Regions from separate parts of the Homo sapiens genome. Here regions 2 and 3 are each linked to region 1. Evidence: chromatin contacts called from ENCODE Hi-C or POLR2A ChIA-PET data. All regions are on one chromosome and are shown on one strand. The core of a region is the stretch at or near the end of the contact, and the rest is flanking DNA. Distances in the headings are between cores, read along the strand shown. Region 1 overlaps CD248 (CD248 molecule). Region 2 holds the start of DRAP1 (DR1 associated protein 1). Region 3 holds the start of CTSF (cathepsin F).

What was found. A loop is a pair of places that touch in the nucleus more often than their neighbours do. ChIA-PET counts read pairs that join two places held with the same protein, here RNA polymerase II (POLR2A). Pooled maps may share reads with other maps.
Region 2: a map with no recorded cell type shows a loop between it and region 1 (12-fold over the local background). The contact joins the promoter of DRAP1 here to the enhancer-like site in region 1. A Hi-C loop is called at or near these places in 2 of 37 single-sample maps with no recorded cell type and 8 of 50 pooled maps.
Region 3: a loop to region 1 is called in a pooled map, with 5 times the contacts of the local background. The contact joins the promoter of CTSF here to the enhancer-like site in region 1. A Hi-C loop is called at or near these places in 4 of 50 pooled maps. POLR2A ChIA-PET finds 5 or more read pairs at or near these places in 2 of 52 experiments (H1 and WTC11).

Annotation. Positions count from the first base shown.
Region 1 is chr11:66,310,261-66,315,244 of GRCh38, forward strand. It overlaps CD248 (CD248 molecule), which reads right to left. Exons shown (of 1, transcript NM_020404.3): 1 at 4,234-4,984. The coding sequence ends at 4,494. Among named protein-coding and RNA genes, the nearest start is that of CD248, 4.3 kb to the right of the region's middle. RefSeq lists a silencer at 1,941-2,190. Within about 2 kb of position 1,956, at least 39 of the 41 ENCODE cell types and tissues checked have a DNase peak (open chromatin) inside an H3K27ac peak, as active enhancers do.
Region 2 is chr11:65,917,132-65,922,115 of GRCh38, forward strand. DRAP1 (DR1 associated protein 1) reads left to right here and starts at 2,295. Exons shown (of 7, transcript NM_006442.4): 1 at 2,295-2,412; 2 at 2,649-2,721; 3 at 2,817-2,910; 4 at 3,212-3,331; 5 at 3,438-3,531; 6 at 3,753-3,841; 7 at 4,199-4,432. The coding sequence starts at 2,371. The coding sequence ends at 4,304. C11orf68 (chromosome 11 open reading frame 68) reads right to left here and starts at 1,931. Exons shown (of 2, transcript NM_001135635.2): 1 at 1,779-1,931; 2 at 1-1,087. The coding sequence starts at 1,900. The coding sequence ends at 328. RefSeq lists enhancers at 1,048-1,967, 1,968-2,888 and a silencer at 1,685-2,754.
Region 3 is chr11:66,567,356-66,572,339 of GRCh38, forward strand. CTSF (cathepsin F) reads right to left here and starts at 1,251. Exons shown (of 13, transcript NM_003793.4): 1 at 919-1,251; 2 at 629-727; 3 at 89-307. The coding sequence starts at 1,131. RefSeq lists silencers at 1,300-1,369, 2,743-3,037.

The sequences.
Region 1 (4,984 bases), core at 706-3,205:
ACCCAGGCTGGAGTGCAGCTCACTGCAACCTCCACCTTCTGGGTTCAAGCGATTCTCCTGCCTCAGCCTCCTGAGTAGCTGGGATTACAGGTACCCTCACCATGCCTGGCTAATTTTTGTATTTTTAGTAGAGACATGGTTTCGCCATGTTGGCCAGGCTGGCCTCGAACTCCTGACCTTAAGTCATTCCCCACGCCTCAGCCTCCCGAAGTGCTGGGATTACAGGCGTGAGTCACCGCGTCTGGCCAGGTGTGGGCATTTTCTGATTAGAGACTTGGCTATCACATATGGACTGGCTTTGCTGTAGGGGGTAAAGATCACAGGATCTGCCTGGGTTCAAACCCCCACTTACTAGTTGGTCAACTAGGGCAGATGGCTTAATGCAGTTAGGCAAGTGCCTTCAGCTTCCTACTCTGTAAATTGTGGTAAGAACGGCACTTACTTCTTGGAGGTTGTTATGAATCTTACATGGATTAAGCCAAGTAAAGCCCTTAAAAAAGGACCGGGCATGTAAGAAGTGCTTCAAGGCTGGGCATGGTGGCTCATGCCTGTAATCCCAGCACTTCGGGAGGCTGAGGTGGGTGGATCACCTGAGGCGAAGAGTTCGAAACCAGCCTGACCAACATAGTGAAACCCCGTCTGTATTAAAAATACAAAAATTAGCCGGGCGTGGTTGTGGGTGCCTGTAATCCCAGCTACTTGGGAGGCTGCGGCAGGAGAATCGCTTGAACCTGGGAGGCGGAGGTTGCAGTGAGCCGAGATGGCGCTATTGCACTCCAGCCTGAGCAACAAGAGAGAAACTCCGTCTCGAAAAAACAAAAACAAAAACAAAAAACAAAAACAAAAACAAAACAGAAGTGCTTCAAGCATTCACTATTATTATCGTCAGTATTTAGCGCTAAACCCTATTTACATTTGTAATGGCTAGTGCACGAGCATTGGAACCTGGTCTGGAAAGTATCCCTCTCCCCAGGCCTGATTTGCCCGGAGGTGGGTAAGGGCAAGGTTGGCAGCTAAGGCAGGAAGCAAAGGGCCCAACTGGAGCTCAGTGGTGTCAACTCCCTTCCTCCTCAAGGGTTGCTCCCTGTCTGTCCCACTAATGTTTGAAAAATATTTTACTGGGTTCCTAGCCCTGAACTTCAGCGTCTCCTGCCCTCCAGGCTGTTATTTTCAGAGGTAGAGATGAGAGCTGAGATAGGGTCTCCCTTGAGACACTGTCCCTAAAAACTACGACCTTCAGCTCCTAATTGAGGGCTTCCCCGCCCAAACCCACCCCTTCGCAACACAGCCCCCAGGGAAGGTGTCTAGCCTTTGGAGCACTAGGTGGGGGCGGGGGAAACCTGGTCCTAGGAATTCTAGGCCGCCAGATGAGAGGCGATGCTTTCGCCCTCCAGGCGAAAGGATTTGTCGGGGAGAGACAGCAAGAGTTCGACCAGCCAGCCACTTTAGAGATTGTCAGGGGCGCTCAGCTCATAGGGTGGCTCGAGGGCCAGTGCGAAGCTCCCTTAGGGACGAATTTCCACATACGACGAAAGGCATCTGCGAAAGGATGGGCTGTCCCGTGGGGGGAGTCGGCAGATATTTAAGTAACACTAACATTTAACGAATTAAGCAGCTATTTCTATTTACTGAGCAATTAGTACGCTTTGAGAGAGAGGCCCTACCGAGGCCTCGCGGTGGCTGTAAGTCCGTGGGGCCGAGGCCAGGTGGCGCCAAAGGCCCATCGACGCCATCTGCCCGGCTGTCCGGGCCCAGTCTCCGGGCTCGCCCAGAGAACCCGAAATCTGGACAAACGGAAACCGTAGGTGGAGGAAGAAGAGGGCTCCAGGGCCAGGTTCAAGGGCATCGTGGTGAGAGATGAGGGGTTCGGAGGACTGGTGGATCTGGGCATATCGCGAAGGTGGTAAGGGACCCAGGGGTGGAGTGGGCGGTGCTTGCGCCAAGAGGGTGAGCCTGAGTGTGGGCGGGGCGTGCGATAAGAGGCTCGCTCGGTAGCGCTCTTCGCAGAGCCGTATTTGTGCGCTACGCCGCAGCCAGGGCGCTCTGGGTGGGCGGGACTCCAGGGCCCCCAGGGGCGTGGCTTGCATCTTTCGTGGGCGGCCCCGGGGGCGGGGCTCCGTGTAGGTGAACCGCTACCTCCGCTCGATGTGTGAGGTGTGACAGTCCTACGAGGGCGCAGTTCTTCCACTTTTGTGAGCTTGAGAGGGGGCGGAGCTTGTAGCTGGGGACGGAGCCTGAAGAGGAGGTTGAGGGGAACTTCACACGTTTCCCTGGAGGGCGGAGTTTACATCATCCCCCAACAGAGTTAAGACCTCTGAGGGATTCCCTGCAGTGTCCAGGGCTCTGTGAGGCGAAGCTTGCAGTTGTGTTGGGCGGGGCCTGTAGCGCCGCGTGAAGAGAATGTGTAAACTCGGGGCGAAGTTCATACCTCCTAGAAGCCGAGACTAATAGTTCCGCCAATCTGCGCGCGCCGAGCGGAGGAGGTGGGGCTTGTAGGTTGTGGGCGGGGGACTGGGCGGGGCCAAGAGGGCAGGGGGCGGGCACAATCGCTGCTGGAATCTTTGAGTTGGCAGGGGCGGGGCTTGTGGCTTTGTGGGCGGGGCCTCTGGAGAGCTCCCGGGGGCTCTCTTCTGTTCTGCAGCGAGTAGGCGTGGCTCGTAGCTCCCAGGTCCGGGCTGATACCGCTGGAGTATGCAGTTCGCCGCCGCGCCCGAATGAGGCGGGGCCTGCGAGTAAGTGGGCTGAGCCCGGGCTGGGCGCAGGCCGGGGCTCTGCCCTGGGAGGCCGTCTGTTTAGGCCCGCACGCAGCTCCGCATCTGGTGCTCATTACCAGATGACAAAGAGCCGGCTCTGGGCCCCCTTCCCCACTCCCATCCCCCGCCTCCGACTGCAGTGTATTTAACTGTTTCCTGCCCTCGAGGCGCTCTAGATCCCTACCCGAGGTCACGGAGGGGACTCCAGACCATCCCGTCTCTGCAGGCCTTGTCGCTCCCCAGGCTTCCTCACCTCCTTCCCAGACTCAGCCGTCTGGGCCGCCTCGCAACCCTCATTGGCATCCAGCAAACCTGCCCGACGGCGTCTCCGAGGTTAAAGCTGTGCAGGATCTGGCGGGGACGTCTGGTTTGAGTTAGGGGAACGTGAGAGCGGGGACCGGGGGCGGTGCGTAGCGTTCCCTCCGCCCCCTCCGCGACCCCCTGGTTCATCCCCAGCTCCGGCCCCTCCTTTCCTGGTTCCCTGGGGCCCAGCTCAGCCTTCCAGCTCAGGTCCAGGCCCGAAGGGGGCGCTGGGCCACTCCTCCTCGCCTGCCCGGGTGGTCGTGGCGGCTCTGCCCCGTCCTAATTAGAGGCCCCCAAGAGGCTGTAACTGAAAAATTACAGAGGCGGTGGGAACTGGCGCCTCCCCTCCCCAGGTCTCACCCCCGCCCCCCAAGGCAGTGAGCACGAAATGAGGGAGGTCACTCCCACCAGGCTGTGATCTTTGACCAGGCCCTCCAGTTCCTGGGACACTTCAGTCCTGAGCAGCCGGAGCCCTCGCTCAAGCTCAGGTCTGCTGAGCTCTGTCTGTCCCCCACCACCCCCAGCCAACATGGACAAGAGCAACGTGCGGCCCTGGCAAAAGGAGGCCTTGCTCCTGCGGCTGTCCAAGCAGTTAGCATGGGATCTCTCCCAGGTTCCCGGCCTTTCCCATCCCAGCCTCCTCCCCGGAGCAAGCGGAGGAATGCCTCCAAGAGCACCCACAAACCAGGGGTTGGCAGTCCCCTTGAGTTACCCTGAGCCCCAGCCCCCAACTTCCGCGAAGCTTACAGGGATGGGAAGGGAAGTGTCTGAAGAAAGGAGCAACTCACCCACTAGACCCCTCCTTCACTCCTCTGAATCACCAGCCCCAGAGCCTACTTTGACCCCTAAACCCCAGTCCGGTTCAGCAGATGCCCTAATTCCACAACCGTCCCCCAGATTCAGCCCCACCTTCTTGGAGCTTTGGTAAAATAAGGAATAAATATGAAATTCTCCCCATGCCAAACCTCCCACTGCTGGGCTCAACTGTGTGACCTTGGGCAAGGCTCTGCCCTCTCTGGGCTCCTGCTTCCCTGAGAATCTCTGAGGCATACCCTCCCTTAAAGGGATCTTACCTTATCTCTTTGAGGACTCAGACAAACTGAAGGAAGATCCCCTCCTTTTTGCTGAGTCCTCCCAGAACCTCCCTTAAGCACCAGTGGGGGTCAGAAGCCTTGGGTAAGGTTGACACCCCATTTATTGGAGAAGACCCCAGCACCCGCCCCCTGAGGTCTTAAGGGCTTTGGTGTATCCTTGGTCACGAGCGCTGGGCCAGGAAGCAGAGTTCCTGAGAGCCAAGTCTAGTGGTTGAGAGAGGACCCTGGCTGGGCCTGGGGAGCAGGAAGCCATCTGTCCAGCTGGGCAGCCCCCATGGGTCCCTGGTGCAGCCCCGGCCATGTGTCCAGCGCCCCATACTCCATGAGGGGGGTCTGCACCCCATCACACGCTGGTTCTGCAGGTCTGCACCCCTGTGAGGCTGCCCCTGGGGGGCATGGGTTCTGTTGGGCTCTTGCTCCCAGCATGGATGACCCAGCGATAGCAGTCAGTGATGCGCTTGTTGGGTGCATGGGGGCCACAGCGGGTGCAGTACACGATGCCCAGTGCAAGCAGGACCACCAAAAAGACACACGTTGGCACCAGGAGTGCCACCAGCAGCCACCGGTCATCCCTCTGGCTGTGCTCGGCAAGACCAGCCTCCCCCAGGGCTGTTGGGGCTGCTGTGGGAGCTGGTGAGGGCAGCCACAGGGCCAACTTGGGACTGGGGCCATCTTCCCTTGGGATTTGGGGGGCTTTGGAATGGGGATGTGTAGGGCTGATGGGTGAGGTCTGGTTAGTGGGGCTCTGAGAGGGCAGGAGGGTGGGGAGGGCTGCGGGCTGGGTGGCAGCAGGCACAGAGATTTGATGGGCAGGAGACACAGGGGACCTGGAGG
Region 2 (4,984 bases), core at 1,045-3,544, 390 kb before region 1:
GGTATAGCGGGGGATGAGCGTTCCAAGAAGTCTCTCCTTCTAGGTGTCTGCACCCAACTCATGGTGCTGGGCAGTGGAGAGGAGCAGCATTACAAAGGGAGGCTGAAGGCTCATCCCTCAGGGAACCGGAGCCCCCCAGCCTGTGGGGCTTGTGTCAGCCCTGAACAGAGGGCAGAAGTTCAAGGGGACTGAAGATGCAGGTAGTTCCCAAGTGACCTAGGAGTCCCCAGAGCTGGGGGGTGTGGCCTTCATAGGACAAGGAGGAAGACAGGAGGATCCAACCCCAGCATGGAGGGGGGAGTGGGCAGTCTCCCCAATTTGGCCCCCCTAGGTCAGTTCCACGTTGTTGGCACGGTCAAGCACTCGGGAGCCACGGGCACTACCCCCAAGCTGGAAACGGCTCTCATAGAGAGTGGGGCAGAGGTGCCAGCGATTGGCCCGGTAGATGCCCAGGTAGGTGTAGACATCAGGCTTGTAGGTGAGCAGGCACTTAATGCCCGCTGCACGGATGGCTGAATCCGCCTCCAGTACACCCAAGCGGTCCGTGAAGTCGTCCGTGTAAACACAGATGACCTGGCGCCCACCCTCCTTGGCACGTGGGCTCACCTTGGCCACCTGAAGCTGGCCTTCAACCACGGCCCGGGCAATGCCAGCCCAGGCGTGGTCCAGCTTGAAGCCCGGTGCCAGATGCATAAGCCACTTGCCCGAGAGCACGTGGTGGGTGATGGCGAGCTGGCGCAGGGTACCCGGTGTGATGGGCCGCCCACTGGTCTGCAGAGCTTCCCAGGCTGCCTGCAGGCCCTGCACGTCCCCGGAGTTGGGGCTGTAGCCCTGCCCATACACTGCAATCCAGCCCACAGGCTCTGAGTTGGGTGAACCGGGGTCCCCATAGCGGGTAACTTGGGATGGTGGGTACTTGGCCAGCCAGGCATCCAGCTCAGTGGCAGGCGTTGTGCGGGCATCAAACACTAGCCAGGGGTCCATGTCAGCTGCCATGGCCTCTGCAGCCAGGTGCTCGGCGGTGAAGCCATCCTCACGGCCACCTGGAGAGCCCTCCTCTTCCAGCTCCTCACCTGGTTCCATCCTGCTGTGAGGGAACCGAGTCAGGGCAGGGTCTGAGACAATAACTACAGATGCCAGGCACTGGATTAAACTGTGGCCTTGAGTAAGAGTTACTGTCGATGCGCCTCAGTTGCCTCATCTTTACAATGGGATAACAACTGTTCCTGTCCCGTAGATCTGCTATGAAAATTAGATGCCTGAGGAGTCAGCGCTCCAGAAGGGTTGCTGCAGTTATTACTATTCTCCTTGACTTACAGAAAAGGAAACTGAGGCTGAGAAAAAGGACTTGCCCAAGGTCACACCTGCAGTGCGTGGCAGGGCCGAAGGGTGAATCCAGGCGTGGGAGCAACCAGCCCCAGCTACACCTCCCGGCCCTGCCAAGGCCCCCTTTTCCTGGCAGGTATCCGGTGCGCTGGCATTTAATAGAGGAACGCAAAGAAGCGCACGTTCGCGCAGCTCCCGAGGCCGGCTCTGTAAGGCCAGGCCTCCCAGGCAGGCGTTATCGGGCCCACTTACAGACGAGGACGCTGAAGTCCAGAGAGGTTACAGGCCGTTCCGAGGCCAATGGGGCGGTTCCCAGACTCGAACCAGGGCTTGTTAGAGCCTGCAGGAGAGCCAGGCTCCGGCCGTGCCGCGCCCGCCGCCATTAACGCCCACGGGCCCGAGCTGTGCTCCCGCCCCGGCCCTGCCCTGCCCCTCCCGCCGCCCGCAGTCACCTCCGGCCTTCGCTGCGTTCGACGCCGGCCCAGCCCCGGGCCCGGCTCCGCTCCTGCCGTGGCTCCGCGCCACCGCCACCGCGCCCCACCCCCGCCACGGCCGCCGCCGCCGCCGCCGCCATCTTAGCGCCGCGCCACCTCAACAACAACTTTATAGACAGGCGCAGCCACAGGGCGGAGCCGCGGGCCTCAGCGGCCGCAGCGGCCGCGCTGTGGGGCGGGGCCGGCAGGGGAAGGGGCGGGGCCGACGGGGAGGTGCTGACTCGGGGGCGGGGCCATCGCGGGAACCCCGGGAGGGGCGGGCCGCGGGGGGCGGGGCCAACGTTCGCTCTTCTGGCCTTGGGGGCGGGCGGGAGCGGCGGTCCAGACTGGGGAGGGACGCGCACCGGCCAGGAGGCTTCAAGAGGAGGGCACTAGGGCCCTGCGAGCGGCGTCTTAACCGGCGGCGCTAGGACTCCGCGGGAAACGGCGGGGGCGGAGCGGGCGGCACCAGGACCCAGGGGAACCGCGACGGGCGGGCGGCGAGCAGGCCCGGGAGCCGGGAGGCTGCGGGCGGCGGCGCTGGACCCGACGCGGCGAGAGAGGCCCCGAGATGCCGAGCAAGAAGAAGAAGTACAACGCGCGGTTCCCGCCGGTGAGCACGTGGCAGAGCCCGGCAGGAGTGGGCCCGGCTCCCGGGTGGCTTGGGCCCAGTTCCCGCTGGGCAGGCGGGCGCGCCGCGGTGTTCGGGGGCCTGGACGCCCCGCCCCCTCCATGCCCTCCCCGCGTCCGTGTCCCCCGCCCCCTTTCTCCGGGGATGCCCCTTCCTCCCCCAGCACCCCCTTAGGGGACGGTGGCGACGGGGTCTGAACTCTGCTCCCCCACCCGCAGGCGCGGATCAAGAAGATCATGCAGACGGACGAAGAGATTGGGAAGGTGGCGGCGGCGGTGCCTGTCATCATCTGTATCCTGCCGGGGGCGGACCGGGTCGAGGGGCGTGGGGGAGGGAGGCAGCGGGTCGCCCTCTCCTGCCCCGGAGTTCTCCTTGACGCTCCTCAGCCCGGGCGCTCGAGCTCTTCCTAGAGTCGCTGTTGAAGAAGGCCTGCCAGGTGACCCAGTCGCGGAACGCGAAGACCATGACCACATCCCACCTGTGAGCGGCGAGGAGCCGGGAGGGGCCGGCGGGTTTGGCGCGGGGAGTTCACACACTGAGGAAGGCAGAGCCTGGGTGGCGAGGGAGGTGGGCGGCAGCCGGGACACCAGCAAGGCCACAGACTGGCAGAGGAGAGGCTGGGCTTCCAGGCAGAGGGAGCCACCTGAGTAAAGCAGGGCAGGCCCGGGAGCGGAGATCGGCCCGGGCTCCAGCCTGACATCTGGGGCCCCTTGCTGCCACCCACTGCGGGTTTGGGTGTCTGGGCCCCTCTTGAGTGCCAGCCCCTCCTCACCTCTTCCAGGAAGCAGTGCATCGAGCTGGAGCAGCAGTTTGACTTCTTGAAGGACCTGGTGGCATCTGTTCCCGACATGCAGGGGGACGGGGAAGACAACCACATGGATGGGGACAAGGGCGCCCGCAGGTGGGGCCAGGGCCTGGCATACAGTGGGGAAGGCCAAGGCCACAGGGCTTGGGGGTGGCCAAGGAGTAGGGAGCACTCCGGGCAGATGGACTGTACCTTCCCAAAGGGGCCGGAAGCCAGGCAGCGGCGGCCGGAAGAACGGTGGGATGGGAACGAAAAGCAAGGACAAGAAGCTGTCCGGGACAGACTCGGAGCAGGAGGTGAGTGAGGCCCCAGCCCTTCGCCCTGCCCTTGGTGATGGGACAGGCAGCCTCGCCCCAGGCTGAACTGGCAGGAGGCCAGCTCTCATCCTTTTCTGCAACCTGTTTGCTCACTGGTTTATTTGTAAATTGGGGCTATGAGGGTCTACTGCTGTCCCTGCCACTCCCAGTGATGGGTTCGTGTCTTTTCTTGTCAACTCTGACCTCTGCGGTGCTCACAGGATGAATCTGAGGACACAGATACTGATGGGGAAGAGGAGACATCACAACCCCCACCCCAGGCCAGCCACCCCTCTGCCCACTTTCAGAGGTGAGCAGCCCAGAGGCATGGGAGGGTGCTGGCAGACTCCCCAGAGCCAACTTACCCCTCTTGTTCTCCCTGGCCCCTTGGTCTTGTTGATTGTGGCAGATTTGTGGGGTGGAAGGAGAATAACTGAGGAGGGCTTGAAGGCAGGAGACTGTTCTCCCGAAAGATCCTGCTCCACCCTGCCAGGGCCCGTGGGTGGGGCCTGGGCCTGCCCTGCGTGAGCTGCCCTGGGCCTTGGCCGCATGGATCTGGAGGGTGGTGGTGGGAGGGTCAGATGGGGGAGGGAGGGTCTTGGCAGCTGCCCCTGTGGAGGGCACGGTGGGGCTCAGGCCTGACTCTCTCCTGCCTTCTGCCCTGCAGCCCCCCGACACCCTTCCTGCCCTTCGCCTCTACTCTGCCTTTGCCCCCAGCGCCCCCGGGCCCCTCAGCACCTGATGAAGAGGACGAAGAAGATTACGACTCCTAGCGCCTTCTGCCCCCCAGACCATAGCCCCTTTTAGTTGGTTTTAGTTGCTCTGGGGGGAGGAGAGAAGGTAGAGCTGTTCTTAAATTTATTAAAAAAAAAAATAAAAGGGAATCTCAGTGTCTGTTCCAGGCTCTGCGCAGGACGTCATGGTTGCCATCCCATCCACCCACCTGCCTTCCCCACATGAAACTGGGAGCTGGGGCCGGGTGCGGTGGCTCACGCCTGTAATCCCAACACTTTGGGAGGCTGAGGCGGGCAGATCACCTGAGGTCAAGAGTTCAAGACCAGCCTGGCCAACATGGTGAAACCCCGTCTCTACTAAAAATACAAAAATTAGCTGGGTGTGGTGGTGCATGCCTGTAATCCCAGCTACTAGGGAGGCTGAGGCAGGAGAATCGCTTGAACCTGGGAGGTGGAGGTGGCAGTGAGCTGAGATCACGCCACTGCACTCCAACCTGGGCAGCAGAGTGAGACTCCATGTCAAAAAAAAAAAAAAAAGAAACTGGGAGCTGGGGCCGCGTCAGTGGCAGGTGAGGTGGCAGCGAGGGGAGAGAGGGGTCATCCGGGGAGGCTGGAGGCCCTGGGTCTGCTGAGTGCACCACAGCTGCGGACAGAAGGGAGTTGGGAGAGCTTGCAAGTGCTGGGCATGCGGGGGACACTTGCCACGTGGTGCTGCTGAC
Region 3 (4,984 bases), core at 1-2,500, 260 kb after region 1:
GAAACCCACTCCAGAGGGAAGGGAGAAGGGTGATGAGGCAGCGGCTGGCTCCTCAAGCTGAGGGCTCCTCAAGCTGAGGGCTCCTCACCTGGGACAGGGGATCCTCATTCAACAGGGAAATGACTGAGCTGAAAGTCTCGTTTCTGTTGTCTGGATGGTTTTGGGACAGAGAAGAAATCATGGCTGAGCCCTGAGTGAAGGCTGACTTGGGCTCCCCAGCACCTGGAACCTTGGTGTCCACTGGGCCACAGTCCTTCCGCAGCAGCACGTGTCTTCCGAGCTCATCCAGGACTTGGAAGCTGCAGAGCTGGAGGGAGAGGAAGAAGCTGCTCTGGGGGCCTGGATCTGGATCTGGGGAGCAAGATCTGGCCAAGATGGAGCTGGAGGCTCCTCAGATGAGAGCCACCCCTAAGGCAATCACCCCATCACAGTGGACAGTGAGGCACGGCCTGCACCGGGGCATCCTCCCCTTCATAGCATCTTGGTTTCCAGCCCTCGGGGCCTGGGAAGTGGCTCAAGGTGGGGCAGCAGCTACCTCAGATCCCTGCGTCTTGACCTGACCCGTCATCATCCAACTGCTGCTTTACTCGGCCTCGGGGCGGGGAACCCCAAGAGCCTCATCACTCACCAGGGTTTTCTTGGACACGGGGAGCCGGCACACCATGGGGTCGTTGCAGGGTGGCTCCTCCAGGGTGGCCTCCAGGGAGTACAGCGACCCCTGACCCGCCTGGAGAGAGGAGTAGGTGAGGCGGGCACAGTCGGCCCTTGACGGCGCCCAAGGCCCCGCCCGTGCGGCGCTGCCCATTCCCCATCACCAGAGATCGGTTCGTCCAGCGGGCAGGCCCCATCCCAATGTTAGGTCAAAGCTCCTATCCCTTGGACCCGGGCCTGGCGCCCCCGCCCCCGGCGCGTCCTCACCCGGCGGACGCGGCCGCGCACAAGGCCCAGCACGGCCCGCGTCCCCGCAGCCCGGCCGCGGTTGAACATCTCCAGCGCGAAGCGGGTGGGCGCCAGCAGCTCCGGGGACGGCGGCCCCCAGGCCTGAAAGCTGGCGGCTCGGGGCTGGGCGGGGGCGGCCACTGCGCCCGGGAGCAGCCCCAGCAGCGACAGGAGCTGCAGCCAGGGCGCCATGGCGAGGGCGAAGCCGGCGGCCCGGACCCAACAGACGCTCCACCGACCCACCGGGTACCGAGCCCGCGGCCAGCGGGGCCTGAGTCCTCCCTCCAGCGGGGCGACGGCACGCCGACCAATGGGCGCTGGTTTGCGGCGCCTGCGCGTTCTCTTGTTTACAGGAGGCACGTGGGGCGCGCAGGGTAGGGAGAGCGGGAGGCTGCTGGCCTGAGGCTAAAGCTAGTCACTGACCTCTATCACGTGCTTGTTATATGTTAGGCATGATATGCCAGCTCCTTTTATTCGGCGTAGCAATCTCTGAAGTAGGTGCTATCCCCATCGTACAGTGGAGGAAACGAGGCTTGGAGAGATTAAATGGCGTGGCCGGGCTCTGTGACTCAGCCCTGTAATCCCAGCACTTTAGGAGGCCAAAGCGGGTGGATCACCTGAGGTCAGGAGTTTGAGACCAGTCTGGCACACGTGGTGAAACCCTGTGTCTACTAAAAATACAAAAAAGAGCTGGGCGTGGTGGTGGGCGCCTGTAATCCCAGCTACTTGGGAGGCTGAGCCAGGAGAATCACTTGAACCCAGGAGGCAGAGGTTGCAGTGAGCTCAGATCGTGCCATTGCACTCCAGCCCAGGCGACAAGAGCAAAACTCCGTCTCAAAAAAGAGAGAGAGAGAAATATTAAGTGGCTTGCCAAATATCTGGTAAGGAATTGAGCTAAACTTAAATCCAGGCAGTTGGCTTCTGAGCCTGGGTTTGCAGCTTGATCGCCTCTTTCAGGCCCCTCTTCTCAACAGCGAGATGGCAGGTAATTTTTTGAGTGCTGGCAGCGTCTCAGGCTGTTGTGAGGTTCAAATGCAATCATGCAAGCATTCAGTAGCCACTAAGGCAGGGTGCACAGGGTTGAGACTGTCCCTTGAAGCATTCACCTGCTGTGTTCCAGGGTCTACCAAGGGAAAGCATGCACAGATGCATTACAGGAATAGTGCTGCGTTCTTGGAGCTCACAGTCTAGAGAGAAGAACGACAGATGGGCTGGGTGCAGTGTCTCACGCCTGTAATCCCAGCACTTTGGGAGGCCGAGGCGGGCAGATCACCTGAGCTCAGGAGTTCGAGACCAGTCTGGCCAACGAGGTGAAACCCCGTCACTACTAAAAATATTTTTAGGCCGGGCGCAGTGGCTCACGCCTGTAATCCCAGCACTTTGGGAGGCCAAGGTGGGCGGATCACGAGGTCAGGAGATGGAGACCATCCTGGACAACATGGTGAAACCCTGTCTCTACTAAAAATACAAAAAAATTAGCTGGGCATGGTGGCACGTGCCTGTAATCCCAGCTACTCAGGAGGCTGAGGCAGGAGAATCGCTTGAACCAGGGAGTCAGAGGTTGCAGTGAGCTGAGAGCGCACCATTGCACTCCAGCCTGGTAAGACAGTGAGACTCCATCTCAAAAAAAAAAAAAAATTGAAACTGCCTTTGCAAAATTATGACAGTAAGAGAAATCTGACATGGCTGACTGCATCTTGCTTTCTAGCCTCACAGGCTGGCTGTCTTCACTCATTCCTGGGCATGGGCCAAGGTAACTTTTGGATAAATTTAGCTTATACTTTAAATTAGAATACGCCTTCCTGAAAACTAAACCACCCTTGTAAAACTAATGAAAGGCCACCAAGTTAGGAGGATGAGAGGGGCCTGAATTCTACTAAGATGTAGGCATAGTTAAAGGATTACCAGCCATTGTTCTGGAAGTCACAAGATTTGCAACTTTGCCAGTTACTCCTGTAATTAACATCACTATCATGGAATGTAAGACTGATCTTTTGAGCTATCTCTTCCAGGCTTTTGCATTTGTGACTATGGAATGGCCCCACACTGACGTGTGACTCCACCAGTCCTGTGACCCCTACCCAGAAGCAGACTCAGTGCAGGAGGGCCATTTTCCACACTACTATGATTTCATTCCCAAGCAATCAGTAGCACCCATATCCTAGCCGCCTGCCTACCAAACTATCTTTGAAAAACCCCGACCTCCAAGCCTTCAGTGAGACTGATTGAGTAATAACCCTGTCTCCTGTGTGGCATGGCAGGTCTTGTGTCAGTTAAACTCGTTCTTTTCTGCAATGCTATGGTCTCTGAATTGATTTTGTTTGTGCAGTAGGCAGGAAGAACCCATCTGGGAATTACAAGATCATCTAGTTCAAACCAGAATTGCTACAGCAGCAGAGGTCTAGAGAGACAAAGTGACATTCCAGCTACTCAGACATTAGTGCTGGAGCCAGAGTGGAGCCATCTCAATGCTTCCAGTTGCCAGCTGAGGTCTGAGAGGAGAGGATCTGAGGGATTGCAGCAGATACTAATCTTTCCTTGATTATGCTCTTCCCTCTGTAAATTAAAAATAAAATTCTAATCCCCTCCAACCATCTGAATGGACCCTTCCTCCCAGTCAAAGACATTCCAACGTTAACCTCAACAATGATAATAGTTCAGGCCATAATGGGAAGTGGAAGTTAGGCATGTTTCATTATACTCTCCTCCCTTTGGAATTGAGGCACAACTGACCAGCATTAACATTACAACAGAGATTTTAGGCTGGGCATGGTGGCTCATGCCTATAATCCCAACACTTTGAGAGACAGAGTTGGGAAGATCACTTGAACCCAGGAGTTTGAGACCAGCCTGGGCAACATGGCAAAACCCCATTTCTACGAAAATACAAACGTTAGCCAGGCATAACGGTGTGCGCCTATAGTCTCAGCTACTTGGGAGTCTGAAGTGAGAGGATCTCTTAATCACAGGAGGTTGAGGTTGCAGTGAACCATAATTATGCCACTGCACTACAGCGTGAGTGACAGGGCAAGACCCTGTTTCAAAAAAAACAAAAAAAAAGGGCCGGACGCAGTGGCTCACGCCTGTAATCCCAACACTTTGGGAGGCCGAGGCAGGTGGATCACGAGGCCAGGAGATGGAGACCATCCTGGCTAACACGGTAAAACCCCATCTCTACTAAAAATACAAAAAATTAGCCGGGCGTGGTGGCAGGCGCCTGCAGTCCCAGCTACTCGGGAGGCTGAGGCAGGAGAATGGCGTGAACCTGGGAGGCGGAGCTTGCAATGAGCCGAGATTGCGCCACTGCACTCCAGCCTGGGTGACAGAGCAAGACTCTGTCTCCAAAAAAAAAAAAAAAAAAAAAGCCAGAGATCTTAAGACTTTTTTGCAGTACATTCAAGAATGTAGCAATAAGACATCAAATTCGGCTGGGCGCGGTGGCTCATGCCTGTAATCCCAGCACTTTGGGAGGCCAAGGCAGGCGGATCACCTGAAGTCAGGAGTTCGAGACCAGCCTGGCCAACATGGTGAAACCCTGTCTCTAATAAAAATACAAAAATTGGCCGGGCGTGGTGGCACAAGCCTGTAATCCCAGACACTCAGGAGGCTGAGGCAGGAGAATTGCTTGAATCCAAGACGTGGAAGGTTGCAGTGAGCCGAGATTGCGCCACTGCACTCTAGCCTGAGCAACAGAGTGAGACTCCATCTCAAAAAAAAAAAAAAATTAGTGGGTCATGGTGGTACATGCCTGTAGTCCCAGCTACTCAGGAGGCTGAGGCAGGAGAATCACCTGAACCCAGGAGGCGGAGGTTACAGTGAGCCGAGATTGCGCCATTGCACTCTAACCTGGGTGACAAGAGCAAAACTCCATCTACAAAAAAAAATAAAATAAAATAAAATACAAAAATTAGCGAGGCATGGTGGTGCGTGCCTGTAACCCCAGCTATTCAGGAGGCTGAGGCTTGAATCTGGGAGGCGGAGGTTGCAGTAAGCTGGGATCGCAGCACTGCACTCCAGCTTGGGCGACAGAGTGAGACTCTGTCTC